7 separate regions of the Mus musculus genome follow, and all the other regions are linked to region 1. Evidence: chromatin loops called from intact Hi-C (ENCODE). Cell type or tissue: left cerebral cortex. All regions are shown on one strand. Region 1 has its middle 37 kb from the start of Gm34581. Region 2 has its middle 93 kb from the start of Gm34523. Region 3 has its middle 52 kb from the start of Prkd1. Region 4 has its middle 32 kb from the start of Gm34745. Region 5 overlaps Gm40419 (a long non-coding RNA gene). Region 6 has its middle 170 kb from the start of Gm40418. Region 7 overlaps Prkd1 (protein kinase D1).

Region 1 (4,000 bases):
TTCATAGAAAGCACCTGATCAGCTGAGTCTTGTCTGTAGTCTCTGATGTCTGTAGTCTTGATGTCTGTAGTCTTGTCTGTAGTCTCTGATCAGCTGAGTCTTGTCTGTAGTTTCTCTATGTGCATTTTAAGAGGTTAGTAAGGCTTAGTTTTTAGAAAGTATGAATGAGAATTCAGAGGGCAAGAAATGCTCTGTGCAAAATATTCCTTTACAAGAAATGCCAGAAAGATGGAGTGGACTAAAACATGGGACATGTCAGAGAACAAGTAGGAGAGCTCAGATGGAGTTGGAGTAGGGTCTAGTATAGAATCTATAAGCACACACACGTAGAAATGATATAAACAAGATAGAGAGAATCAATAGATGTGCTTGTGGGTTTTTATAGGTGAGTTGCATAAGAGCAAAGTGTCTGAAAGACTAGCCATGTTTCTTTTTTTTTTTTTATATATGAATGGGTATAAGAGTTGAATTAGAAGCCAAAGGAACTTTACAATCCTGGTATAAAGCAATCAGGACTTAAACATATTTTCTACTGGCTGAATATGTAGAAAAAGATTGGAGGAGGGTTATATACATATAAACCTAATGAGTCCATGTAGCTCAGCATCATTGAAATCTCAGTGTCCTGGTGCTTCTGATAGCCATGGACAGATCTGGCATGGGCGAAGTTCAGAGGTGAGAATCACGAACACAGGGTTTGTTACCCTAACATATATGGCTACAACCAACAACCATTTTGCTGAATGTGTCATGGGGTTGGAAAATGGTTAGAAAAACACTGGAGACATGGATGATTTGGCTTTGTTGTTGAAGAAGGGGTAACCTGTGAACCACTCATGCCATTGCTGTCAAAATCACCACCATCACAAAGCCTGGATAGTCCAAAGGATGGGTAGGTAAAAGTATTTATAAAGTTAAACATATAAAAATCAAATGCAGATGAAGTTCATGTTAAAAAAGCAAAACACGAAGGATGGAAAACAATGGAGCATTTGACAAATAGAAACAAACAAGTGGTAAGAAATTCAGTTAAGAGCCATGGCGAAGTGATGATTTCCAGGAGGGTAAAGAGGATTTACCAGAGTGAAGTTCCTTACAGGCTAAGTGGTGAATGACTGGAGACACGGACTGCCAGAACGGTTGGATCTTAGAGAACTTCTAGTGTCAGAGCCTTCAGAAGTCAGGCAAAGAAGCACTACCCAGCCCTGGCACACAGTTCCTGGGCTCTAGTAGAAAGACTGGCTCTAATCTGCACATTTAGACAATAGCATATGGGCTTGGTGAATTTACTGCATTGGGATAAAACAGGGAAAAAGAAATTTACTGGAAGGAGGGGTGTCGAAAGGTTTAAGTGAAGTACTAATATTCTTACAATAGGAGTCATACATATAGGTAAAGAAAGAGAATCAATACGGTGAAAGGGTCAGTGGGTCCAGGGTTTTAGAAGGTCTGAAGAGAAAAGGGATAGTGTAGGCTAAGAGACAGGAGGTGGTGATCCACAGACACACTGAAAGGCTATTTTCTTTTCCTTTATCCACCCACTAACCAGTGCCTAATATAGCACTTTTAAAAATACTGTTTGTGTAAGTGCAACATGCTAATTTATTAATTGAGGAGAAGAATGGTGTTTCGGGGACTCGGGCAGCAATAAGGGGAGGAACACAGAGGCAGACCTAGGGTCTAACCGGTGATACAAACCCTGGGCGCTGAAAGGAATTCAGAAGCTTCACTTTTGGACGCTGCAAAGAAGATGGCTGCTGTTTTAGTCAATTTTAAAGATAATGATTTTTTTTTAAAGCTGTCTGACTCCTTTATACCTTCTATCCAAATTGAAGTAATAGGCCAGACATTCAGATCAAACTGTCCCTCCAGGAGAAAGAGACTTGCCAAGGAAACCTTGGCCAGATGGGAGCTGTAGAAAGAGGCTCAGAACTGAGAGCGGGTTTGCTTGCCCAGTCAGTTTGGATTTAAACCAGGTGCCCCCAGGCTAGAAGGCCGGAGTTTTGCCAGCGAAGAGCAGGGATGTAAGCGGCTATTGTGTGAAAACAAGCTAGGTTGCGTGGTTGCGGGGAATATGGTCCAAGGATCATACGTGCATCTGTTTGCTAATGCTCTTGAGTAGCTATTCCATACGATGTGCGCCTTTGTTTCCTGGTTTCCCGAGGCGTGAACACGGCCACATCTTCACCAAAGCACTAGGTGGCAGCACAGGACATCTATTCAACTGTCTCTCGCCACAGGCTGCTGGAATTTTGACAGATACAAAACGGTACCTGTGGTTTTGTGTATAAAACTGGTATAACTGTTTGTACATTTAAAAACCGTAACAATAAATTAAACATAAGGGAAAGGGTTTGCTAATAAATACAGTGTTAGACTGCATTTTTGTATACCAGGTGACAAGCTTGGGCATTCAAACCTGATTTGCGTAGGGGATGGGCAGGATGGGAAACAGGTTGAAGGAACTGCAAAATGTACATGCTGGGTGGCTGCAGCTCCCTTCAGGGCTGTTGTTGATCTGTCCATATGTCTGTGTGCACTACACAGAGGTGAAAACTTAGGGAAGTGAGGGGAATGGGATGTCTGGACGTCTGGATGCAGTGATTCTAGGAAGAACACACTCTGTGATTCCAAGCTCATGTTTTGTGGAAGGTGAAAGTGTGAGCATATTATGTTTGTTTTACTTAAAGAGATGCACGTCGTACTCTTTCACATTCTTACCTGGTATTTAGAATATTTGGAAAGTAGGCTCCTTAAGCTTACGTACATCCTAGTAGATAGGGCTAGACTCAATGCATGCTGCCGTATTTGTCTGTAGGTTGGCTATACATTATTTTGATCAGAACAAGCTGCTGCTTGAGACACTAAGCTTGATCCAGCAAGGGTGGACCATTTGATATGCTACCAAGACAGAAAGCTCAAACATTTCAAAAAGCCATGTACCATCTGTAACTGAGCAACTCAAAGTCAAAAGCCTATTATAATGGTAATGGTCAAGGCAAAATATTTTTATTCATTCTCCTATTCAATAAATGTTTGTCTTTTATTATTTGCCAATCACATAATACTGAAAAATGAAAAAGATAAAAATGGAAAACAAAATGAATACTCAAATACCACGCAACATCTCCTCTACTACAAAGACAATAATGAGAGTTCCAAGCCGTCACTCTGGTGTCATAGAGTCCACAGACATTTCTACTACTTAGTTCTCACGCTAATTCTATGCTTTGGCTTTTTTTCTACAGGCTAAGAACTGAAGTTGACAAATAATTGGTAATGTGCTTACGGTTGTTATGAGCATGCCAAGGGGATGTGAGCTTTAAATTCTTCCCATGATGCTATGCAACTGCACATTTCTGAACAAGGGGGTGACTCTGAGTGTAACTGTGCTCGCTGTCAACCTGGATGACGGGAACTCAATCCCTGGAACTCATATGGTCAAAGACCTGAACCTGGTTTCTGACTACCACACATGTATGGCCGTACAGACCCCCCTCCATAAATAAACTAATGCAGTAAAGAAAATGCTCTATATTGTATTCTGTTCTTGACTTGTATCTGACGACATGTAAGTCTCAAAAATCTAGGTTAAAAACATTTGAATTCAAGCTCTGTGTGATTATTTAGTAAATAAAGTTTAGAAATCTAGCACTCCACTAACTTTGGAATAAGAAAGTGCTAAGAAAGGAAAAAAAAATCTTCCTTGGTTTGTTTTTGCTTAATTGCTTGTTTACAAATAAAACAACTGGTCTTTTTAAACAGCATTCTTTTTTTTTTTTTTTTCTAAATGTGGATTACAATTTTTTTTCTGGTGAAGGAAAGTATCTTGTTTATTGACTTTACATAAATAACTCTCAGGTCTTTTGTTTGCTTTCCTGCTTTCTCATAAGCCTCACCATCTTGCAGACATCTTTCTTATTTGTTGAATGAAGACAGCATTCTTCCTGATCTATTGGCTTCATTTGGTCCACTTTTTAGTCATTCCCTAGGACTTTAA
Region 2 (4,000 bases), 630 kb after region 1:
GTTATCCTTGAACTCATGCTGTAGCTTATGATCTTCCTGCCTTGGTATCCAGAGTAGCTTGGGTTGCAGGCTCAGATGACCAGACATACCTCTCAACTAGCCTTTATTGTTTTGTTTTGTTTTTTTTGCCTTTAATTTGCTGCTCATAGAGACTCAAAATGCTTTGACTTTTGCCATTTCTTCTTTTAAATAAAATTTATTTTAAAAAGTCAAAAAAAAAAAAAAAAAAAAAGAAAGTGCCATAGCCCCATGAGGTTCCTGTTTCATTCATGAAATCTCAGAAGAGTGGTTCCGCGTGTCCTCAAAACTCTACTATGCTGTAGGAGCGCCCAGAAGCTTTCTTTGGACCCTCTGTCTGGATATCAAGGCACTTTCCCTTGTCAGATCTCCCCTCAGGCTGTTTCTCCTATTGTTTTCAGGTAAAGTAGATTTCTGATTCATCACAGTGGCTGTGGATGCTCACAGGAAACCTTTTTCAAGCAAGATGCCTTTAGCCACTGATACCTAACAGATATATCCTGTTCTCCAGCTTCTGCTCTGATTTTGTTGCAATTTCTACTTTCAACTGGCTATAAATTCTATAGCGTTTAGACCTGTAGCCCTAAGAAAACAATACAAATGAAATGGGGAAAAAATGGAGCAATAAGTCAGAGGGATATCAAGAAATTGGGGATGGAGGAAAGTCAGGACTCAGTACATTCAGAGTGCTAGCTACTTTTCATAACTAATGATTTTACTCTAACAATATGCAAGCTGTACCATATGGGCATAAGTGAACCCCATCATATCACATGATAAGGCTATAGACATTCATTGGATAATTTCTCACCTTATCTATCTGACTAGAGTCTATAAGTCTGGTACTTGATTATCATGACAATAACCTGCAGTTTCCATAAAGTAGTCCATATTTTATTATGTTTAGGATAATGGTATCACAAGAAACAAATTTTAAAAATTAAAACAATGATAAAAGTAATAATCATGAAATAACATAATAAGTGCTTTGGTGCCTGGACAAGGTGATACATGAAGCATAGCTGAGCTTTTTTTTTAGGGCACTTAGACAGATTGTGCATTACAGTTCTATTCTAGCATTTTAAAATTAACAATAGTAAAATAATTTCTCTAAACCATAAAAGTACTTGAAGATGCCACTTAGCAGCTGTGCAACATTATTAGGCTAGAAAATCTGTTCATTTCTCAAAGTAAGTAGTAATTTAAACATTACATAAACTTCCTTCACGATTGCCTTTTTAGATGTGAAACTTAAAATATAGATATATTACTTTCCCAAAATATTGAATACACCACCCTGAAAGCCTACACAACTTTTAGGATGATTTTTTTTCAGGTGCTAGAATATTAGCTACATGACAAAAACGTAGCACAAATAAAGGAAGAGGACAGGGAGATGTCGGGAGAAGGATGTAGGAGTGGAAAACCCTGAAGCCAAAGATGTGTACAGGATGCAGGCTGCGCATGGCAGAGCAATCAAAGGCTAGATCTTATGTAGTCCCAGATTCAGCGGTAATACCATTGTAGTTCACAAAGATAACTAATGTGGAAAGATAACCACAACATATAACCACATGTTGGGTTTGAATTTACATAGTAATAATGCTTACTGCCTGACTGAGTCAAAGTGACATCAAATGAATTCTTACACCATAAGAGAGGGACCTAATAATTTTGCTTTTCATGTACACATGAAGCTTTTCTTTTAACTCAATTTGATGCTAAAACAGAAATGTTTATGATAGAGTAGCAATGTGGTGCATAGATTCATGCCAGAAGCCAGGAATCTGGAGCAAGTGCAATTTTGAGAAATGAATATAGTTTTGCTATTCTGCCCAGGAGACCCTCTTAGAAGTGGTCCCTCCCCCACCCAGGTCCTGCAGGAAGATCCCAGGCTGAATGAAGTAGATTTGTGTGCTTTGCCACCTTGTGGTCATTATAGTTATTTGCATGATTCCATCTGTGTTGTTGATTGAAGATTTTTCCTCTGGATAGACCCATGCCCTTACTCATATCATTAATAATAATTCTGGTTAAAACACATTAAAGTTAACTGAAAAATGCTGGTGAAAAGGGCACATGCTAATTAAATGCCTGTCTAATGGTTTAATCTGGGCAGATGTGTCTCCTGGGTGACCATCCTGAAATTTATTTTCCCCTCATATTTCTTTTTATAGTACTACTGAAAAAAGTTAATAAAAATTAGAAAAACTGAGTAATATTATTTGAGTTACACCATGATATTAAACAAAAATAAAAACCATGGCTTAATGAACACAGAAAATATGTTTGCATATATGGAAGAATTTTCTCTGACACTCAAATCAAAATATCTTTGAACACAGGGTAACTTCTAGCTTCTATTTTGTTCTAGTTCAACGTATAAGACACAGACTTTCTAAAGATATGAAGTATCTAATTGTCTCTAGAGGTGCAATAACCACTGTCGGATAATTAAGGTGGTGTGGATAAATTGTAAAAGGTCATGGTAACTTGTAAGATCATCATTATTAAATATTTTTTCATTCTACTATTCCTTCTCATATGAAACGAGATATTTTTACATGCTTGTAAAACTGTGAAATGTTGGAACTAAAAGTTGCTCAGAGAGCATAATCTTGGTTTTTATTAACCAATATTTTAGGGGTGAACACAGAGGTTGCTGTTCTTCCAAGTCATTAAGTGACCATGGAATTTAGCAATGGCATTAGTGTTCAGTCTGAAGAACAGAATTTGAACAAAATTTCACTAATATTTTAAGTTAACAAAACTTATACACTTTGGGTTACTGAGCTGGATCAGTGAATGTAGGTGTTTTCTGCTGAGCCTGAAGAACTGAGTTCAGAACCTGGTGTGCCCATGGTGTGAGGGGAGAGCCACTCTCCCAAAGATTTCCAATAATCTGCTGTCTGCCCACCCATCCATTCATGCAAACAAACAAATGAATGTAATACAAATTTAGAAATATAAACTTTGGATCGATCAGGGTTTGGTAATAGATAGAAAGAGCATCTATCTATTATTCTTATTCAGTTAAGAAAATTTCCTTAAGTTATATCATTAATAAGAAGCCATATTAAAAAAAACTTTCAAAATACACAGTCTTGATCAAAGAGATAAAAGTGTGGAGAGACAAATGTCCTTCATATCTAGTATTAGAAAGTCAGCTTAAATTATGAACGTTCTCACAGTTAAGTCATTTGTGCATATTCTGAATGGTGGGTATCATGGAACTAATTTTGATTACTGTCCACTGAAGGACTGACCTTCTTCAGAGCCATCAAGTATCCAATATATGCAGGCTTCTATCATCTATTTGTTCCCAACCACCCAACTGTAACGAGAAGAGAGATAGCTTAAGAAAGACTACCTGTTACATATTAGAAGCAACTTTAGACTCTTACTGAGCTAGCATTGAAAAAAGACTTACAGCCAGAATGATAATAACAGTAATGCAGTGGAAGATACCAGGATAAAGAGGAAGGAGAAGAATTCACTTACCTGCAAGTCACATTACATATAGCTTAATAAATTAACACTGTGAGTCAAAGAATATATTGGAATATACTCAAATAAAAACTGATTTTAATCTGTTTTTATCCAGAGAAGTTGTCAAACACTTCATGTCTTTACTCATTCCTCATATATACTGTCAAAATAATTAGTTGCCTAAAATGAACATATAAATATTAAATGGGGCAGGGTTGGAAAGATGGCTCAGTGGTTAAGAGCACTAGCTGGTCTTCCAGAGGTCCAGAGTTCAATTCAATTCCCAGCAACCACATGGTGGCTCACAACCATCTGTAATGGGATCCAATACCCTCTTCTGGTATGTCTGAAGGCAGTGACAGTGTACTTACACATTAAACAAATCTTTAGAATAAATAAATAAATAAATAAATAAATAAATAAATAAATAAATAAATATTAAATGGAACATATTCTAAAATTATAAAAAATGTATTAGGTTAAACTATACTGT
Region 3 (4,000 bases), 240 kb after region 1:
CTTGCAGTTTTGGAGTTTGTTTTTCCCTTTTTGATTAGGAGGGCTTTTCTTTTTTTATTGATGTATGTATTTTCTTTTTTTGTTAAATGAGTTAGAAGTGACTTTTCCTATAATTGGTACTATCCAATTTCAGTTTGTACTCACTCTTTTAATGAATAGAATTTTAAATTTTGTTTCAGTCAAATTTGTCAATAGTTTCCTTTTGAATTATAGTTAATTTTGTCTTATGGAATAAATTTTTTCTTCAAGCTCAGAATATGTTGTCCTATTTTGTTTGCCCAATTAAAAGGTTTTCAGTTTTTGTTTTTTAACATGTAGCTCCTGAATCCATTGTGAAAGGTATATTGTATGTTTGTGTGGTGAAGCAACAAGGGTTAGCATACTTTTGTTATTTAATCCCTAGATTAAATTACAACAATTATGGTCAGTTCAGGAGAGTAGCAACTGTGCCAAATATTCTAATTCAGAGAATTTATTGAAAAAAAAGTAAAAAAAATATATATATATATATATATATGTATATATATATATATATATATATATATATGAAAGAAAGAAAGGAAGGAAGGAAGGAAGGAAGGAAGGAAGGAAGGAAGGAAGGAAGGAAGAAAGAAAGAAAGAAAGAAAGAAAGAAAGAAAGAAAGAGAAAGGAAACCATACTGAAGTAGTGTGTGGGAGGGGGGCGGGGGACTAATGATAAGAGAGTTTTTTTAAGGAAAAAAATAAGGAGAAGCAGGTACAAACAGACCGAGAGGATGTCAACATTTCTGGGATGCAGCCCACACATCTATCCCCACTGCTGAGTTTGGGGACCATTGAAGACCCCTGCTGAGAGTCAAGAGCTCTCTGAGCCTGTCTGCTACCCCACTGTACTTTGGCAGCTTATCAATGTGGTCTCTCATGCCCCAAGATTTCTCAGGAAAAAAAATGAAGAAATTGCTGATTACTGTTTAGAGTTCATGAAAACAAGCAAAAACTAACTCAATATGTTTGGGTGGTGTGCTCTTTTAACACTTAGCCCTAAGCCTATGAACAGTGGCCAAACGCTTTCTCTCCCACTGACTCCTGGTCACATTTCCAATCAGCTAGCTTTCTTTCTCAGCTTGAGAAATACACATGCTCACTCCTCTCATCTTGAGCCGTTAGAAGTATTGGCTGTAATAACCCCATGGCGTTTCTCTAACTTTTACTAGGAATCCTGAGAGGTCTCAATATGGCTGAGGCCTCTTTCTGGTTTTTGTTTGTTTGTTTAAATTGTAGCAAGTAGATCATACTTAGCTGTGTCATTTAAATTGCTTTGTTTTCATGAATTTTTATCAAATTGGTAAGTTGGAAGAGAGAACTTTTGGAATCCTCCTGTTTGATTTTGCATGTCAACTTGCAATTCTATTTATACTTCTTACATTTTAAGGTATATTTAAAAATTATTTTAAAATACCCTATGAGGAATACATTTGATATTTATATCTCCAGCACTTCGGGTTTATCTGCTGCAAACGATGCAAAAAGTTTTAATGACTCAGGTCTTTGACATGTCATCTTACTTTAGTTACACTTATTGATAGTGTTGGTGTTATGTTGCTGACTTTTCAGTTTCCACTTTCTTCTCTTGACCTTATTTCCTATCTCCCACCCCCTCTGCTAGTGTGAATGTCATAATTGTTTGAATAGAAATTGCTCCCCTAGGCTCATATGCTAAAAAGCATGTTAATTAGGGCACAGATTTGCTTGAGAGGGATTAGGAGGTGTGGGCTTGTTGGAAGAAGTTTGTCAGTAGAGGTGGGCTTTCAGTTTCAAATGCTCAAGCCAGGCCTAGTTTCTCCCTCTGCCTGCCAAACTGAATATAGAACTCAGCTACTCTCCAACACCATGTCTGACTGAATGCTCCCATTGTTTTCATAATGATGAAAATGGAGTGAACCTCCGAAACTGTAAGCAACCCTGAAACTGTAAGCAATCCCTATTTAAATACTTTCCTTTTATAAGACTCACTGCGGTCATGATGACTCTTCACAGCAACAGAACACTGACTAAGACAAAACTAAATAGCGTATTCAGTTGAGTCAGTATCCTACAGAAATTGGTTTCTTCACAAGACTCAGAACTAGAATGCCCTTAGCACATTGTACAAGTCAAGGTTACTTGACACTATGTCACTTGTTGAGAATTTGGCTTACTATGCTTCCCCTTCTTGGATTAATGATTGTTCCTGTTCCATGATAATTAAACTATGATCATTTAGACTTGACTACTGTGTACCAAACTGTTAACTCACACTTTTTTCCTCCATCTTAGTCCTTTACTAAAGTGACATCTTTTTGTATGAAATGTATTAGTGAGAAATTCCTTCTGCAAGTTCTTTGGTAGTCCTTGCAATCTACTTCCATTTGTCAAATGTCACTTGATTCTAATTTAAATGAAATTAGACACTCTGTGTGTGTGTCTGTCTGTGTGTCTCTTACTGTCACTCTCAAAAAAAAAAAAAAAAAAAGCAAAAATAAATAAATAAACCAAATGAAATCAACACAATAACACAAAACCAAAATTCAAAACAAACAAAAGACCAATAAGACAAAAAAAAAAAAATCACAGAAATACCATTGAGTTTGTGTTGTGTTGGACAGCTACTCCTGGGCTTGGGGCCTGCCTTGGAGCATAGATAAAGTGCCCAGTGATAGTTTCATTAGGGAAAATCAATTTTCCCTTTTGACAGTGGGTGTCAGTTGCAGAATACTCTTGCTTAGGGTGTGGGACCCTGAACCCCCGCAGGTCTTATGCAACTGCCAAGGTCTCTGTGAGTTTACATGTGCACCAGTCCCATTGTGTCTGCAAAACACTGTTTCCTTGGAGTCATCCATCCCCTTTGTGTCTAACACTTTTCTACTTCATTTCCCAGAGCGCTTCCTGACCTTGAGGGGAGGGATTTAATCTAGACATTCTGTGTAAGGTTGAGTGCTCCAAAGTCTGTTATTCTTTCACATTGTCCACTTGTGGGACTCTGTGTTCATTTCTATTTACTCCAAGAGGAAGCCTCTCAGATGTTGGCTGAGTGAGGCCCTGATTTAAGGATATAGCAGTATGTCTTTAGGAGTCCTTTCATTGCTAGCAAACTAATTTTTCTGAGCACTGAGTTACTCTTCAGGCATGCCCAATACTTTCCAGTGACTTTTAAAATAAGTTACTATACATTTTCCCCTGAAATTTTCCTGTTTCAGGTATTTCAGAGCAAACATCCTTAATTACATCCAATAAAAATTATAGGAAACAAAGCAGCTAGATGGAGTCTAATATAAAGGAAATAAACATCCTTTATGCAAACACACAGTGGCTTTTTACTGTTGCAAATACCCATGGAATTATAGACCATATGATACATTAATTAATTAATTAATTAATTAATTAATTATATGTACATTGCTGTTTTATCTGCATTTATACTGTGGGGGGTGTCAAATCACTTGAAGCTGTATTACAGACAGTTGTGAGCTGCCATGTTAGTGCCGGCAATTGAACCCAATACCTCTGGAAGATCATCCAGTACCTTCAGCCACTGGACCATCTCTCTAGCCCCAATACATTTACTGTTTGTTATGTTAAAGATTTACTGTTATTTTTATTTATGCTATGAGTGTTTGTATATGTGTTTGCCATGTATATGTGTACATTCTCTCCCATGAGAAAAGAGCATTGGATCCCCTGGAGCTGGAGTGTGGGCTGTCCTGAGTTGCTCAGTGTGGGTCCCCTGGAAAAGCAGAAAGTGCCCTTAGCCACTACTGAGCATCTCTATATGTATACATGTGCTCTTGTACATGTGTGCTCTCTCACGCGCGCGCACGTGCGCGCGCATGCACACACACACACACACACACACAGAGAGAGAGAGAGAGAGAGAGAGAGAGACTCTCTTATGTACTTTGGGTAGTATTAAATGACTTTTTTTAGACTTTTGATTCCTTCCTCTTTCAATCACATTAATTGTGTACATGCTTCAAATTTATCA
Region 4 (4,000 bases), 240 kb before region 1:
GCAAAACAAGAGATACTACAAAGTCAATTGTGGAACCACAAGCCTGAAGAATGAAGAAAAAGCTATGTTGATATTAATAACTTAGCTAGAGGCATGCACGGTTCATTGCAAAGTATTAAACAACAACAAAACAGAACCTGGTATGTTAAAAAAAAATGAACAGAGCCAAAGTGAGGGAGGGCCATGGTGAGAGAAAGAGGTTTAGAGTTGGAGAGCACGGTTTGAATCTAAGCTTCTCTGCCGATGGGTTGAGTGGCTCTGGGTAAATGATGTAAACTTGCATAAGCATCAAAGGGTCAAACTCAGAGACTTTTCGGGAGAATTCCAATGAGATAATAATGTCTGTAAAGCAGTCATCCCTAGCTGAGCTCGCTGTCAGTGGCAGCTGTAGCACATGCCAAGGGCGGTGCATGCTGATGCTGACAGCACATAGGATCACTGCTCAGGGGATCCAGGCCCCTCTAAGCTCTCCCCTGCACTTTGTATGTATGTAGGCACAGGCACAGAGTCATCAGACAGCTTGAGTCTATCATCTTGCCGTTCTCCACAGTAGCAATGCATTCTCAGTATCACAGTTCAGCAGGTCATTTAGTCTTCTTAATGACACGATACAGACAAACCTCAGTGACAGCTAAAATTAGTTTTCCTTTGAGTCTCTTTGATTATGTCTCTAACCCTTTGAGCACTCCTTTTACCCCCTAAGTCCTGGTATTGTACAGGGGCCAATTAGAGATGTTAACCATCCTACCCACAGTACCAGCATTCTTTGGCATTGGGGTGGTGAAGATGTACTAATTTTGACCCATCTGCTAAAGAAAGTCCCTAATAACTTGACCATATATGTATGCATGTATACACACACACACACACACACACACACACACACACACACACACATACACACACACATTTATATGTTAATAAGAGCACTAAAGCTGGGTTAACATTGAACCACATTGTCAGTGTGCAGTTTAAAATTCATATACATTTCTCCAAAGTTAATCATTGTCTGATTTCCCTCTAGTCATAGTCAGCCTAGGCCCACATGCCCCTTGGCACGCCCTTTCTGCTGACCAGCACATTTGAGTCTTTTAGTCTGTCTTCTCTTAGCTTGTGGATCTCCGGCTTTCTGTCTAACTTTAGTATTTAGGGGTTCGGGCCTCATCCTCATTCTTTGAATGCTGTGGCAGCCCACTAGCTGGTCTCTGTTATTTGTGCGCTATACTTCCTCAGCACGACTTTATAGGATGCTAACGTAATCACGTTGCAGTCCTTAAAAAGGAATGTTCAGTGCATATTCTAACTATGCTGGTAAGCCTCCACCATCTACTTCTGTTCCTCTTCCAGTCACATGGGCCATTGCTGTGGCTTTCCCTGGGGGATACCAGCCCACATCATGCCAGTCCATTCTTGACTTTGCTCAGGCTTGCTTCTAGCAAAGTACCTTCGTGGTTTTTTTTTTTTTTTTTTGTCTGTTTCGAGACAGGGTTTCTCTGTGTAGCCCTGGCTGTCTTGGAACTCACTTTGTAGACCAGGCTGGCCTCGAACTCAGAAATCCGCCTGCCTCTGCCTTCCGGGTGCTGGGATTAAAGGTGTGCACCACCATGCCCAGCGTACCTTTGGTTCTTGCTTACTCTCAACTCCCACCCAGCTGTTATCTCTCATTTAAGGATCGACTGCTCCTCCTTTTACTAGAAATTCTAACTACACCCAGTGTAAGATGCTTTACACTGCTCATAGCTCTGTGATTTAAAATACACTTCCTTCTTCCTTCTTAGAATGCTTGAGTCTGTGGTAAGGTCTAGGCCCATCATTTCTCATGTCTTTAGGCTCCACTAACACAGCAATAAATGCAAAGCACACATTTGTCATGTGTCTGAACAACGTAGTACTTTAAAAACTGCTGCAGTGAAAGACCCTCTCTGCAACTGTGCTCTTGCTCCGTCCTGGGTTGTCACACAGAAGCCATGGACGTGTCGATGTATGGCATCCAGCCGTGAAGTGCAAGTCCTCTCAGAGCTCTCATTGTTACACAAGCGGCATGCAAAAACAGCTGTATGGTTACAAACCAGGCTATAAGGTTATATACTGGGAATTTCCATACTTAGTGGGAAAGATCATCAAAACATACAAAGTGAGGAAGAGAAAATGTTTAATATGAATGGTCGTTTCTTGTAGGTGGAAGTGTTACAGTTTTCGTATGTGTGTGTGTGTGCATGTGTGTTCATTCTAAATGCTTTATGAAGATTCTGCATTATACAATCAACATTTTTATAGTAGTTGCCATAAGTGTGAAGTAATTTTTCAAGAAGGCAAGAAATCTCTTCTTTGCTTGCCTATATTCTCATGGTTCCAGCAGCCTCCTTTGCTGTGGTATCTGAACATTTCTGGCTGCAAGTCACCATTTATTGCCACTAGATGTCACCAAACTACTTGCAATATTAGTGTAGATGCCCTGTGCATATTCAAACAGTTAAAAATATTTAAACACCATTATTCAGTGTTCTTTGGTGTCACACAAAGCATTCAGAATTTGAAGAATTAGTAAGAAAAGGCACATTACATAATGTTCTGCTTCTTATGTAACAGGTGAGGGCTACATGAATCCCTTGGTTTTATGTAATTCATATTTTACTGACTTCTTAATATGATTGGGAGGGGAAAATTGACACGAGAGTCTTGTTTAAATGTAGGATTATTTCCAGTTGATTCCAAGCACTTTTTTTTACATAATATATAGCAAAAACAGAGGCCAGCACCCCAAAACTCCTTCCTGAGAAGTGTTTTCCTTGAGCTGAACGCAGCTTCCGCCACAGCATCTGTAGCTCTTGGGATAATGAATCAAAACATAGCACTGGGATTCTTTCTGGAACATGTTAATTATTACAAAGCAGTTTAAAATTCATTTGGTGCTTCAGGAAGCAAAACCAATAACCTCTTCTCGAGGAACTGAAGAAGGCATCTCTTTAGCAAAGGGCAACTGAGAGCCATGTCTTTAAACGTTTGAACCTATTTACTGGGTAGGTTCAAAACCGGTCTTTTTTTCTGATTGGCTCTGTTAACAGCTAAAGTGAAGGGTTTAAGGCAGCTTGTTTCCAATCATTTTTGTTGAGAACGAAAATGAGAAGCCAATCAAAAGGCGTTTAAGTTAGGCAGTGGGTTTTGGGAAAGAAGTCTGTGCATTCCCTCCTGCTACTTCTCTCTACTGTGGAGTTCAGTGTTGAAATCATGGCATGTTATCCACCTTAAGCTTCACCATGGGAAAAGGGGCCAACACACAATAGCCTTTTAAGCAAAAATATAACTGAACCGGCCTGGTTGTTTTCTAGAGGTTTTCAATTGTTACCCATTATAAATCGCACATGTTAAGTCTTATCCACAGTATTGAGGATTTTTGACTATTGTCTAATTATAAGCATTCTATATCACTTTTATTTATTATGACATATTCTCTGCACGAAATTAAAAGGCAATAAGGATCATTAAGTCTAACTAAGTTTATTTACAGGGAAAAAAGCTACCATTAACAATAAGGAGGAAACTAAACCAACCCAGCAGCCCACACATCTCAGTTTATGAGACATTTTTAAAAGAGATCGTGGTACCGATCATTATATTTCAGATGCTACCAACCCAAAGCAAATAAGTCTACACGTCACCGGGGATTTTTAACTTCCACTAGTCTGACTCTAGTGAGGTTAGTATAACAAATGCCATCTTTACTTTATTTTGTGCAGAAACTATGAATTTTAAGCACTAGGAAAATAAGTATCATGAAAAACAGAATAGCCTCATCACGATGGGGCTCCAGGTTCTGTACTCGTTTATCAGGTACAACTTGACACTTGTGTGGATTGTGCTCCGAGCCCTGTTTCATTTGCTACTCATGTGCCATTGTACCACACAGAGAGGTCAGATCTTCTTGCAATATTGTAATATGGAATTGCAATTTGGTTTTTCTGTCCTAGGTGTCTCCTGAAAATTTCTTTACTTAAACCTT
Region 5 (4,000 bases), 830 kb after region 1:
GTGACAACAGCCCAGAACCAACAACCAGCCTTCTAAGAAAATCCTAGCAATTTTAGGATCAATAGCCTCACACTGGATGCTACTAAGTGTCAGAAATGTGTGCTGCTAGAGCTTCAGAGAGTATAGCTAAATACAAACACATCAGGGAAAGATAATTTGATACATTTCACTTTGGAAATACCCATGCAGTCCAGAGAGTTGACAAATTCTATCAATAGGCATGAAAAAAAAATAATTCAAGCTTCACCTTGTCCTGAAATTTTCACCTCTATCCCTGAGAGTTGAGCTGTTAAAATAGCTTTTATTCTCTCCACATCCCAGCACCTCCCGCCTCCCCACATTCGGAAATATAAATATAGTTCTTTGAAAACAAATCTCATATCTTTAATGTATTTAGAAGAGCTTTAAAGTCCACTTAATTCAGGGCTACAGTTTGAACAAGAAGAGCAATGAGTACATTTATATTCAAAAGCAGTAAAAACAAACATTTTTCCACATAAGATTAAAAGCCTGTTCATTTCCTTTTATTCCAATGTATATTATCTTTTGTGAAAAGCTCCATTAGCTGTTTTTTTTTTACACATGCTAGACTCTTAAATAACAAACCAACACTATAGAATATGTCTCAGAGAGAAGCCTCACTATCATTCTGTGGACTAAGAAAAATATCTGCTTTAAAAAAAAAAAAACCAAAAAAAAACCAAAAACGTTTTTGCCATGTCCTTTTTAGTTTTTGAAAACAATTTAAAAATACTCAATCCCTTATGGTTCTTAAGAGCTCTTTACATTTGTACTTAATTAAAAACTCGGTAATGAAATAGGAGTACTGTTTATTATTTATCTAAAACTGTCAGTTGGTTAGATTTTTGTCCTCAAATTATCTGGAAGCATTAAATTATATGCTTTCCTAGGTAGTCAACAGACATGACTGGGATTGCCTTTAGGTGGTTTCCAGGCCAATTTGTTTACTGACTATTGCCTACTTATTTACATTTTTTATGTAATTTTTTTAAAGTCCTCTTAGTAAGGAACACTTCATATAAGAAGTTTGCAAAGCAATATCTTTAGTTTTCAAAAAAATCAGATAAAATGCAGGGTAATCTTTTTTTAACGAACTGTTAATAAAAATATTGCCCATTAATATTTTACAGATTAAAGAAATAAATCACCCTGCAACATATCATTAAAATGCACCGTTTTCCGGCGTGTCAGAAGTGCTGTTCAATTTTGTCTGGATTCATTAAAGCTCTCAGAGCATGAGTGTGTTGCCAACCGGAATGTGGGTGGCTGTAATGGCAGCCTGTAGGTTTGTATGGAAAACAAGCATGGTACTGTGAAAAAAATCCTTCTCTCACCCTACAGATACCTGTGCCGAGAGCTTGGAAGGCATTTCTATAGGCTCATTACGAGTGACTGTTAAAGTCCCCATTCACTGAGAAGCAAAGGTAAGTTTGAAAAAAAATGTATTGAGGAAACCGGAAAGGGGGTGGGGAGTGGGGTGGAATCACCTAAGATTGAAGCAGCCTAACCAAGTGACAGACACGTAGACAACTCCGATGCTGCCAGAACAACACTCTGCACAGCCCACCAGCAAGCAATTTGTCATAGCGACAAGAATATCCTCAGCAATTTGGCATCAGGGTCCTTGGACAGCCAACTGCGACTATACAGCACGAGTCGTGCTATTCCGCAACGTGAAGATAGAAACCAAGGTTCTCGTTATTATGTCCAAATGTGTTATTTTATGAAAAACATATCTTTTGTCATGATCAACATAGAGATAAAACCGTAGCAATTGATAATAGCTGGGGGCAAATAAAAAGAAATTGAGAAAAATACATCCTGGTATGTTTTTTGAGATGCCCCTAGTGTTGAGACTTCAGGATGTTTGCTTGATGTGTTCGGTCTTTATGGCAGGCTCCCACAGAGCTTCCAAGAAGTAATGAATCCATAGGTACAAGAATGAATTGGGAATGTTTGGCGAGGTAAATAACTTGCTTTTAGAAGTCTGTAGTCTTTTCTTGTTTTAGACTTTAGATCCTTGTATATGTGGTGGTGACTAACATGTTAGTTTAGTGCAAATCCTTTCTGATTGGTATGGTTTGAAATTAGGCAAAGAATTCAAGGTAAGTTGAGTTATAAAAGTGCAAAGGAAAGACTCTGTGCTCTTTATGTTCCTATCCTGGTAATCTATTGTAAAAGTGCAGTAAAGGAGAGAAGCCAGGAGCATAGGATAAAGGTACCAGATAAATAAGCACGGAGCATTCCCTTGCCAATTACTTGGCATCTTGCTTAGTAATTAATGCCACCGTAATGAAATAAAGTGGTAGGCACAAAGATTGGGCCTTTTGTGAACTCTATACAGAACCAAACACTCATAAAAATCTTGCTCAAAGCTAGCTTAGCTTGATTTTCTTCACAATCAAAACTCGCTAGAGAAAAAATTAGTATAAACCCAAAATGTGTGTGTATGTTTGTATGTGTATGTGTGTGTGTGTGTGTGTGTGTGTGTGTGTGTGTGTGTGTATGTGTGTGTGTTTTGAATGTATTATTTAAGGGTGACATCAGACAATTGTAGTATTGCTGCCTCCATCATATGGACAAGAACGTCCTTCATTCCCCAGACATTATGGAATCATGAACCCACTCTGCCAGAAGCAAATAACGTTATTTATTATTTGTTCTATGAAACACTTTCGGTAACCAATGCGTAAGTGGTTATAAGTGCCTTACAATGGATTTCCAAGATCTTATTCCTTCTTGTGCCCTATGAAACTTTTAGGAAATGATAAAAGCAGTCAAGGCTTAAATAACAATGAGGCTAATAGTACTAATGGATATTTTAAAATAAAAATATATAATTTAGTCATTTTTATATTTAAGATTTGTGCAAGACTAGAAAATATTCAACTAACATTATAATAATTTATAAACAATGAATTTATTAGATCTAACGCATTTATTACAATTCACTAAAACCACAACAGTAAGTTTTCCAATCTAGGTACAATAACTGAATAGTAGTCATGGTTTGGCGTTAGGGAATTAGAGAATGAGACATTTAATTACACTACTATGGAAATGATGTTGAGAACAGTGTGTGTTGACAGCATGTCTATAGAGATGATTAAAGAAAGGCTGAAGATTTATAATCTTGGAGGATATAGTCAAAGAAAGGGGAGGACTGAGAAGTGTGTGAGGAGCGTGCGTTTCAGGCTTAGCAACATAAAATATAGAGGAGACCGTAAAGAAACTAACTCTATTTTTTTCTCAGCTTTGCTTGAGAGTGGGGGGTGTTTTCCTTGTAAGTCCCATTAACATCAATGGGACTCATGCAGCTAAAACCTTGTGTAACTCTTAGACAATTTACTTCCTAGTGTCAAGAAAAGAGTACTACCTACTAAGAGCAATTTACTCATCTTGGTCTGTGCCTCCCATACAAAGATGGATTTGATAGCACCTAGCAGGAAAGAAACCAGCAACTGCATTTAAGATTTTGTTAGTGTAAAAGAAGTCATCGTTGCAAAATGTTGCCTCACCTTGTTTAGCAACAACAATAAACAGAGAAAAGCAATTCAACAAAAGAATATGGAGAGAAGTACGGGCTTGATTACAGGAAAAATGGTGATTGCTACTATCAGGGATTTTTTTTTTTCATTTTAAAATTTCAAGCTCTGAACACAATCACAGGATAATGGGAGTACAGGGAAATTTTTAAGACATATTGGAGCCACAGATTGAAGCTCCTGATTGCTTGCTTTCTTACACCCTTCATGTCATGCTATGTAAATACAGCAATGGTAGCCTTACAAAGTCTTTAATAGCACAACTTTCAAGGGGAGTGCTACTGTACATTTCTAGCTATAGTTAGAAAGATAAGTACATTGGCAGATTTCGGCTCCTATATCAGGAGTAACTGTATCAATTCACTAGAGTCTGTATATGTTTGAGTTATAGAGTGGGCATGTGAAGAATGGTATGCTCACTAAAAAGTCTTAGA
Region 6 (4,000 bases), 990 kb after region 1:
TGTTGACAGTGAAGCCTGTGCCTCTTTTTTTCTACACTATAGGCAGCAATTTGGCCGAGACTGTATCGTTCTGTGTGGTACTATCACACACTACCTTTTTCTCACTTGAATTGTACTTTTGGCTGTCATTTGCGCTTTTGAATAAAGGTTTACATTAGTAGAGAATAACATAATAGCATGTCTCCTTTTCCTGAGTTGATATACAAATTAAAAAAAAAAAAAAAGAGGGTAAGGCCAAAACTCCTTTTGTCCTTGGAAAAATATGCCATCTGCATTTAGCTTATGATATTCAGCTGGGAACAAACTCCTAGCATAAGGATGTCGCTAATACAACCCTCAAGTTAAACTGTAAATTCAGAGCATTTAAAATGCCTTATAATAGTCAAAGCCAGTAAAATCGACCCTGTATATTTTTATTTCATCTCTGTTGGATCATATGATATTTAATAATTGGTTCTGGCACCTCGTTGCAAATTATTATAACTTTGAGATACAACAGTCCTATTGAGCATATGGGTAGCACAGGCTCCGAACATATATATGATACCGCCTCTCTAGAGGACCTTCTGTCTTGTTTTCCTTAGCTTGGAAGGGTCAGGTAAATTCTGTTGTGTCGTCATGTGTTAAGATTCTTCAGTCTCTGTTTTGCAGGGTAAATGCTTAATGCAACTGATTACTCCCACCCCCACCCTCAAATAACCGTGAAAACTTTCCTTGCAAAGCCAAAAGAGACATCCATGCATCTGGGGTGCAGTTCGATTGAGCTGTTACAAAGCGCTTCCAGTATCAGTGCATACGAATTCGTTAGTGCAAAAAAGGTTTTATTCCTTGATGCCATATTGTGTTCCAGTTTAAATACAAACTTCAAGACTTTCAGGAGTCAAGAGACCTTCCTTTGCTATTAGTAGCATATGATAGTTCTTCCTTCATCCTGGAGAGGATGGGAAGCCGATGGTAAAATACGACTGACTCCAAGAAACATTTCTTAGAGTGAAACATTCCCCTTTCAGCATTTTTTTTTTACAGCTCTACTCGATATAACACCCTGCGACAGAATTGGGAAGATCATCTCCAGCTCATATCCCATCAGGACTGTTTTCAGTATCCCCAATGCTTTGCCTTTATATCTAGCCCACGAGCCTTGACTTGCTCTTGCATTATTTCACGTTAATTGCTTTAATGTTTATTGCTACATTCAATCATAACATAATATGTGCACAGAGGTAACAATTACACAGTAAATTGTCCTTCCAAAGAGATGTCAAGATGGACATTGGTGGGTGGGGTGGGCAGAGGGTGATGATTTATAACTTATGTTGACATTTTGGGACAAAGCTGGTTCAATTTCTCTTGATTTCATTATAATACCTAATAATAATTTCTCTTTGTCTGTCATATAATTTGTCGTTATGATAACGGCTCAGCTAAAAAGTTCATGAGGCTGGGGGTCAATGGTTAAAGACAATTTTGAGCTTTATGTTTCTCCATTGCTACAGCAATACTGTATCATTCAAAATGGCATGTTGGTGGAAAGGAAACACTGCTATGCAAGTCTATAATTCTCACCCACTGTGAAACTAAATATCTCATTTAAAAACAGTTTTATACAAAGGCACTTGGCCTCTATATTTGTATACATGTATATTTTATCTAGATAACTATAAAGAAAGTATTTTGAAGCTGGACATGTTGGTACATGCCTGTGATTTTTGAATTAGAGATGCTGAGGCAGGAGGATCTTAAATTCTAAGCCAGCCTGGATGACATAGACTCTGAATCAAGAAAAGAAATATCAGTGTGACACTCTGTAGGGTAGTTTCCCGTTGTTATGATTACAAAATCCATCTCCCAGTGAACCATCCTACCCTGGGAGCTGCCCTTGAGCAGCTCCTTCACAGTTCACTTGTCAGTCGCACCGTGCTAATATTAAGAACTCTGCTAACCCTGACAAGCAGCAAGGCAACTCACCACTGACCCTGGCTGGGAATCAGGAAGCTGCAGTTCTATTCATGCCACAGAGCTGAAAGTATCTTTTGCTACTGGGGACTTGCCTTGCATCACGGATTGCTTGCTTGGCAGCATATGAGCCAGTAGGTGGAGTGCTTGCTAACAATAATTGAATACACAACTTTAACTTCAAATAAGTAGAAGCCACTTTTCCTGTTATAAATTGCTAAAATTATGCGTATGCTGATTTCTTTCTTCAGTTATAATTATTTGGAGGGAAAAAATTCACCAGAGCAGGGTTGAGATGAATGCAGGACTGTGGTTACATAGTAGAACTTAGAGGCAAACTGTGCCCAAGCTCATTGTATGGTGTAAGCATTATGTAAAAAGACGGTGTCTCAATCACTCAAGTGTGTTTGATTCAGTAAATAGATCTAAATATCTCTTGAAAAATTTTTTAGTATTCATGGTGTTCAAAGGACACACTACTATTGACATACTGTACAGGGAAAAGCTTAGATAGAATTAATTACACGTGTTAATAATCATAGTAAATTCAACACCTTTGGGAAGAAAAGTTGCAAGAGATGCTTCCAAAATAAAGTGTAACTTTCCTCTGAGAGTGCTTGTTTTCTTCCAAAAGAAGGCTTTCAAATGTATTTTAAAGCTACAGCTAGAGACTTGCTAACTGCATCACTCTAAATCTATCTATATCACACCTAAAGATGTTAAAGCAACATTTAGAACTCCAAGGAGAAAACAAGCAACAGAATTTAGAAAGCAGGAACCACATGGAAACAAGAAAAGTCTTCAGTCATTTTTTAAGAATGTGAGTTACATGATGTGGAAGATGAATATTTGAGAGTTTTAAAAAAGAACCTCATTCCTTATCGGGAACACTCGCATGCCACAATCCGTGGCTTGGGAAACCTGTAGTCTGCAGGGCTAGGAAAAAAATCATTTCATTTAAAGAGGCAACTGTACGATCTTCAAGGCGAACACTGCTGAACACTGAGCATTTCCCCTTTAACTTTTTCATCTCAAAATGATAAATTTTGCTAGAAATAAGATTTTAAGGCAAGATATCATGTTATATAGCCCAGCCTGGCTTTGACCTGTTATTCTGTCTTAACACTCCCCACCCCAGGCTATGATTGTCAACATTTGCCACCACAGTCATCATTCAAAGTAATTTCTATGAGGACTCAGTTGTCCCTTCAAGTGTCCCAGCATGTTCTCAACGCCCACTAAATTCTGGATAGATTTACATTTCAAATATGTAGCTTTTCCCCTTTAGGTAGACAGTGGAAGAATCAGAGTGCCTTGTTAAACAAAATGAAGCAGCCACAATTAATAACAAGTAAACTCCACCACATTCAACAGCTTTATTCCAAACAAATGATGACTACACACTCCACCGTTCAAGGGTGACCAAGGGCAAAATAGAACCTCCCTGAGGTCACAGAAAAAGAGAAAGAATATTCACTGAGAAATTAAAACTGAGAATTCTATCTCTTCCAAACTTGTGAAGACTAAATATTGTTCATTTTCATAAAAATTATGGAATTTGGCCCGTAAATAAAATGACAAATTATGAACAGAACTCATTTAAATAACTTGGCCATGAAAAAGAACTTTGGGGAATTTATTTATTCCAAAATTATTTTGAAATTGGGAAAATAATGAGTCCTGGTATATCCCAACTTCATAAATAAATAAATAAATTTGTCTGAGTGTAGATAGCTTGTGAAACAAGCCAAAGCATTGAAAAACAAAGACTCTCTGTATCTAATCTTTATCTTCCATTGTGTTTTTAGATTCTGCAAATAGCATTATGAGACTAATTGGTATATTTATTTCTTTTATTTGAAAAATCAGTTCACTCGCTTGCTTGTCAGTGGCCTTTCAGTCTTCCGTGCTCCATGTCTTTGATATGGTACTTTTCCTTAGATGTCATTCTCAACCCATGTTCATCCCTTGATGGTTAGGCAGCAATAGACTTTACTGAGAAATAGAAACCTGTCAGTGATTGATCTCCTCAAGACCATATTCT
Region 7 (4,000 bases), 410 kb after region 1:
ATCATTTACAGGCTGATGGCTACTAAATTAATGTCATTAGCCCAGAACTAACTACAAAACATTCAATTTTTCTATTTTGGAAGCTACAGGAATTTCTGCCTCCACATCCAAAGAATTTAATGAACAAGTTCATCTTTTTTCAAAAGAAAAAAAAAGTAGGCAGTCCTATGAAGTGACAAATAATTAAAGAATATAGTTAAGAACTTTCATATTGTTGTAATTAGTCACTCACACTAATTTCCATATTTAGGAGTTGAGGAATTTAAGATAGACAAACTAGAATCACTCAATTCAGGAAAGCACACCATACACATTTAAATGATTTTTATGCATACTTGTTGATTGCTATTTCACATTTAAGGTTATTTACCTAACAAACTAATTCATGCCAACATAATATACCCTGTAATCCTATTGGGAGATACCATTTAGCCAGAGAAATCATTTGCTTGTTTAGAAGAGTGTTACAAATATGCATATCACCTTTACTTATGAATCAGTACATAAAGGAAAGTATAGAATTTTTAATTAGGGAAAAACCAAGTATACTAATATAGCCAACTAACATTCATGAAATAATATGACTCAGTTATGTTTGTTCTGTTTTTGACTTTCCTTTTCACCTACCCACCAAAAAAAAAGCAGCTAATGTTAATCAGAAGTTGAGTTTATAACTAAAATATGCATTGTACAAAATACTGATTTATGTTTATGTAATTGTTTGCAGTAATGGTTTTAATATCTGCAACCAAGGAAACTCTAAAATAATTAACCATGATTCTGCACTTGGTAAATTCTGCTATAGCTTCCAGTTAGAATAGATTTTCTATTTGAGAGCAATTCCAGGCTGATTCATTCATTTGACCATTAAGTCACCAAAATGTTTCATTTCCCAGTAAGCACCACAAGTGCAGCTCATGCTGGAGAGAGGAAGATGTTGAGTTAGAGCCTCTAAACAGGCCTGTTGGTAAATGAGTATTAGGTGAGAATGAAGTGGCAACGTGAATCAGTACACATTGCTGTACAAAGGAGGCAACTGTAGAAAGGAAGGTGACTTTTTTCTTCAACTCTTTTTTATTCAGTAAGAATGACACTACTAAAATAGACTGGAGAATTAAATGTATGTATGTATGTATGTGTATATATATATATATATATATGCATATATATATACAATATCTTTAAATATATGAAATAAATATATGAAAAGATTTATTGTGTGACATTTCCTATCCTTCCTCTTTACTTACAATCTCAAAATATTTAGGAGTTTGATGTACTACTGAGACATTTAGCGTGTAGAAAATTGAAATTGAGGTAAATTTAAAGAATTCACAAAAATACAAAAGTACTATTGAATGGACAGATGGTCGTAAACATTAAGAAAATTAAAGTAATTTAAGTGTATCTCAAAGCTGAAGGAAAGTATCCATCTTAAGGATACCACTAAATAAATAAAGCCATTGTGTCGAATTGAATTACACACACACACACACACACACACACACACACACACACACACACACACGGATCTATTCTGTCTGCCTATCTCTCTGTCTATCATCTATGTTTATGAGTATTTTGCCTGCATGTATGTATTTGCACCATGCATATGCATGAGGAGGAAGTTTGGTCCCCTAGCACTGCAGTTACAGACAGTTGTAAGCTGTGATGCGGTTGCTGGAAACAGAACTTAGGTCCTCTACTAGAGGACTCTCAAGGTTTGAGCCCTATCACGAGGGCTCTACTTCATTTCTTTTTCAAGTCTAAGGAATTTTTTTTAAGTAAGATTGAATGAATGCTTATCTTTTACTACTTAACTCAGAAATACCATTCATAAAATGATTATTTGAATACAGTCCTGCTTCAGTGTATGATACCCAACTGTGTAAGCAAAAACAAACAAACAAACGAACAAACATCAATGGTTTTATGTTTTCAACTTCTCCAGAAAACACTGCATTGAGAAGATGTCCTTTATAGACTATGGGATGTAGGAACACAGTATCTTAGGACAGGTGAGGTCCTGGTAACAGATTGTGTTTACTTTAAGCAAAATGTAACTCATTAGATTCATCTGGAAGCAGAAAAAAGTAAACAGCGTCTTTGTCATTGTAGTCTAGATTATTTTAAATTTATAATCTTTTTTATTTCTTTTCTGTAGATAGTTTCTTCCTACCAGCATTTAAAAAATGACTACCGCATATATGAATATACAATCGGATGTGTCTTTAAGTGCAGTTACATTCTCTATCCTGAAGAAACACCTACCATTTAAGCCAAATTACAGTGCTCCCAGGAGCAAAAATAGTCTTTTGTTACTCCTATATATTTATGCATATTTTGCTTTTATTTTAACCACAAGAACTTTTTCCAGTTTGGCAGCGCTAATAATCAGCAGATTGTTAGTTTTTTTTTTTCATGTGTAGTGTAAAATCTGTTAAAAAGAACTTGATTTGTAGCTGTCTCTATTTTGCCATGTTATCTCCTTGAATGTTTAATGCATTTTATTTTGTGAGCAGATCTCACTGAGTTCCGGAACATAAGAAGAATGTGTGATTTTTTTTTTTTTTAAAGCAATGGCCTAACGTTGGCGCCACACTTACATTGGCTGTGTCCACCGCCTGCTAAGTGAACTTGAATTATTTGCCTGCCTCATGCATTTCATGCTTAGTGCCTCCTCTTCCCATGTACTGCTGTGCTCACACTTTGTGAGCGTCCCTTTTCTTTAGGGAACACACCTTGTCATTTGGCTCCTGTGATTCAGCATCACTCCATCCTGGCACTTAGGGTGTTTACAGAATGGCAGCTGTTGTCACTAAAATGGAAAAACTCTTCACTTCTTACTTGTGATGATCAGCGAATTTTAGTGTCCTGACTGAAGCGTTTCTAAGTACAAATGTACCCAGTACTGTTCTTGGAAATTTCCAATGTTTAAAAAAGTTCTTTACAAAGCAATACATGAGAGAAGCTGATGTTCAAAGCTTCAAGTGTCATCAATATTTTATAATTATACTAAAATATTTCTCATTTTTCTTAACTGTAAAATTGTAGCATGAAATTTGATTTCTTGAAAATCATTTTATTTTAATATTGTTTAATGGTTTAATCTATGTTTGGGATATAATTTATTTATGTTTGGGTTCTAATTTTATAAAAATTAGTTAAATTATTAAATAAGAATATTGACATTTTATGGCCTAGTTGGCCATCATTGGGAAGAGAGGCCCCTTGGTATTGCAAACTTTATATGGCCCAGTACAGGGAAACACCAGGGCCAAGAAGTGGGAGTGAGTGGGTAGGGGAGCAGGGCGGGGGGTGGGGTATAGGGGACTTTTGGGATAGCATTTGAAATGTAAATGAAGAAAATATCTAATAAAAAATTGGAAAAAGAAAAAAAATAAAAATAAAAAGTTTATACTTTTATAGTAGTAACAACCTTGTATTATGTGAGGAATTTTTTATGTGTAATTTATTTCATTGGGAGTAAAGTATGAGTACACTATCACTTTTGTAATCTATAACATGTGGGTTATATACATTCTGTTTATAGTGTGGAAGTTATAGAAAGTATACTTTTACAAGAGGTAATACTGAAGTGATTGGCCTTACTCCATTTTGTTAAGCTAGAACTTTGATATACTGCTAATGGCTTTGGTACAACCACTTTAGAAAATGGTCACATAGCACCTTGGTCAGGAGATATCTGAACAAGTAACACATATGAAAGAGCCTAGTAATTGTCTGGGATATGATTACGTCATAGTCCACTAAACCGGAATGATAAAAGAATGAAGTGGCCGAAATGACAGAAAGTTTTACTTGAGCCAGAAGGGTAAGTGTTAAACAATCGTTGTTCTTGTTAGAAAGCGCTACAGGTGTTTAAACACTATACACAGATCTGTTTGACTTTACATCGGGGTATGCATTCACTGAAACCCCACTTGCCCTGATTCAGGCCGCTGAGAAGCTCTACCTGTGACTGAATGCACTGAATGCC

The links. A loop is a pair of places that touch in the nucleus more often than their neighbours do. Peaks named below come from ENCODE experiments on the same cell type or tissue, not always from the same donor. Only the 100,000 strongest peaks of a DNase experiment are listed, where the experiment ranks them.
Region 2: a loop joins it to region 1, with 15 times the contacts of the local background. A loop is called at or near these places in 23 of 42 quality-filtered maps.
Region 3: a loop joins it to region 1, with 4 times the contacts of the local background. A loop is called at or near these places in 8 of 42 quality-filtered maps.
Region 4: a loop joins it to region 1, with 7 times the contacts of the local background. A loop is called at or near these places in 9 of 42 quality-filtered maps.
Region 5: a loop joins it to region 1, with 3 times the contacts of the local background. A loop is called at or near these places in 4 of 42 quality-filtered maps.
Region 6: a loop joins it to region 1, with 4 times the contacts of the local background. A loop is called at or near these places in 6 of 42 quality-filtered maps.
Region 7: it touches region 1 in a loop (2.1-fold over the local background); 2 of 42 quality-filtered maps call a loop at or near these places.

Annotation. Positions count from the first base shown.
Region 1 is chr12:50,942,014-50,946,013 of GRCm38, reverse strand. No RefSeq gene overlaps it. Among named protein-coding and RNA genes, the nearest start is that of Gm34581, 37 kb to the left of the region's middle. In left cerebral cortex, a CTCF peak has its summit at 2,196 (motif pointing right); DNase peaks (open chromatin) are centred at 1,247, 1,672 and 2,184; H3K4me3 peaks cover 846 bases; H3K27ac peaks cover 974 bases.
Region 2 is chr12:50,312,741-50,316,740 of GRCm38, reverse strand. No RefSeq gene overlaps it. Among named protein-coding and RNA genes, the nearest start is that of Gm34523, 93 kb to the right of the region's middle. In left cerebral cortex, a CTCF peak has its summit at 1,946 (motif pointing left); a DNase peak (open chromatin) is centred at 1,915.
Region 3 is chr12:50,699,605-50,703,604 of GRCm38, reverse strand. No RefSeq gene overlaps it. Among named protein-coding and RNA genes, the nearest start is that of Prkd1, 52 kb to the right of the region's middle. In left cerebral cortex, a CTCF peak has its summit at 1,829; no DNase peak of the experiment used is centred here.
Region 4 is chr12:51,186,849-51,190,848 of GRCm38, reverse strand. No RefSeq gene overlaps it. Among named protein-coding and RNA genes, the nearest start is that of Gm34745, 32 kb to the right of the region's middle. In left cerebral cortex, a CTCF peak has its summit at 2,411 (motif pointing right); DNase peaks (open chromatin) are centred at 1,974, 2,417, 2,827 and 2,968; H3K27ac peaks cover 2,117 bases.
Region 5 is chr12:50,109,726-50,113,725 of GRCm38, reverse strand. Gm40419 (a long non-coding RNA gene) reads left to right here. Exons shown (of 3, transcript XR_872736.2): 2 at 1,363-1,445. Among named protein-coding and RNA genes, the nearest start is that of Gm40418, 8.6 kb to the left of the region's middle. In left cerebral cortex, a CTCF peak has its summit at 1,858; DNase peaks (open chromatin) are centred at 2,207, 2,301, 2,601, 3,440 and 5 more places; H3K4me3 peaks cover 1,066 bases; H3K27ac peaks cover 3,842 bases.
Region 6 is chr12:49,950,039-49,954,038 of GRCm38, reverse strand. No RefSeq gene overlaps it. Among named protein-coding and RNA genes, the nearest start is that of Gm40418, 170 kb to the left of the region's middle. In left cerebral cortex, a CTCF peak has its summit at 2,077; DNase peaks (open chromatin) are centred at 940, 2,068 and 2,806; H3K27ac peaks cover 3,626 bases.
Region 7 is chr12:50,533,002-50,537,001 of GRCm38, reverse strand. All of the region lies in intron 1 of Prkd1 (protein kinase D1), which reads left to right. Among named protein-coding and RNA genes, the nearest start is that of Prkd1, 110 kb to the left of the region's middle. In left cerebral cortex, a CTCF peak has its summit at 2,271; no DNase peak of the experiment used is centred here; H3K27ac peaks cover 130 bases.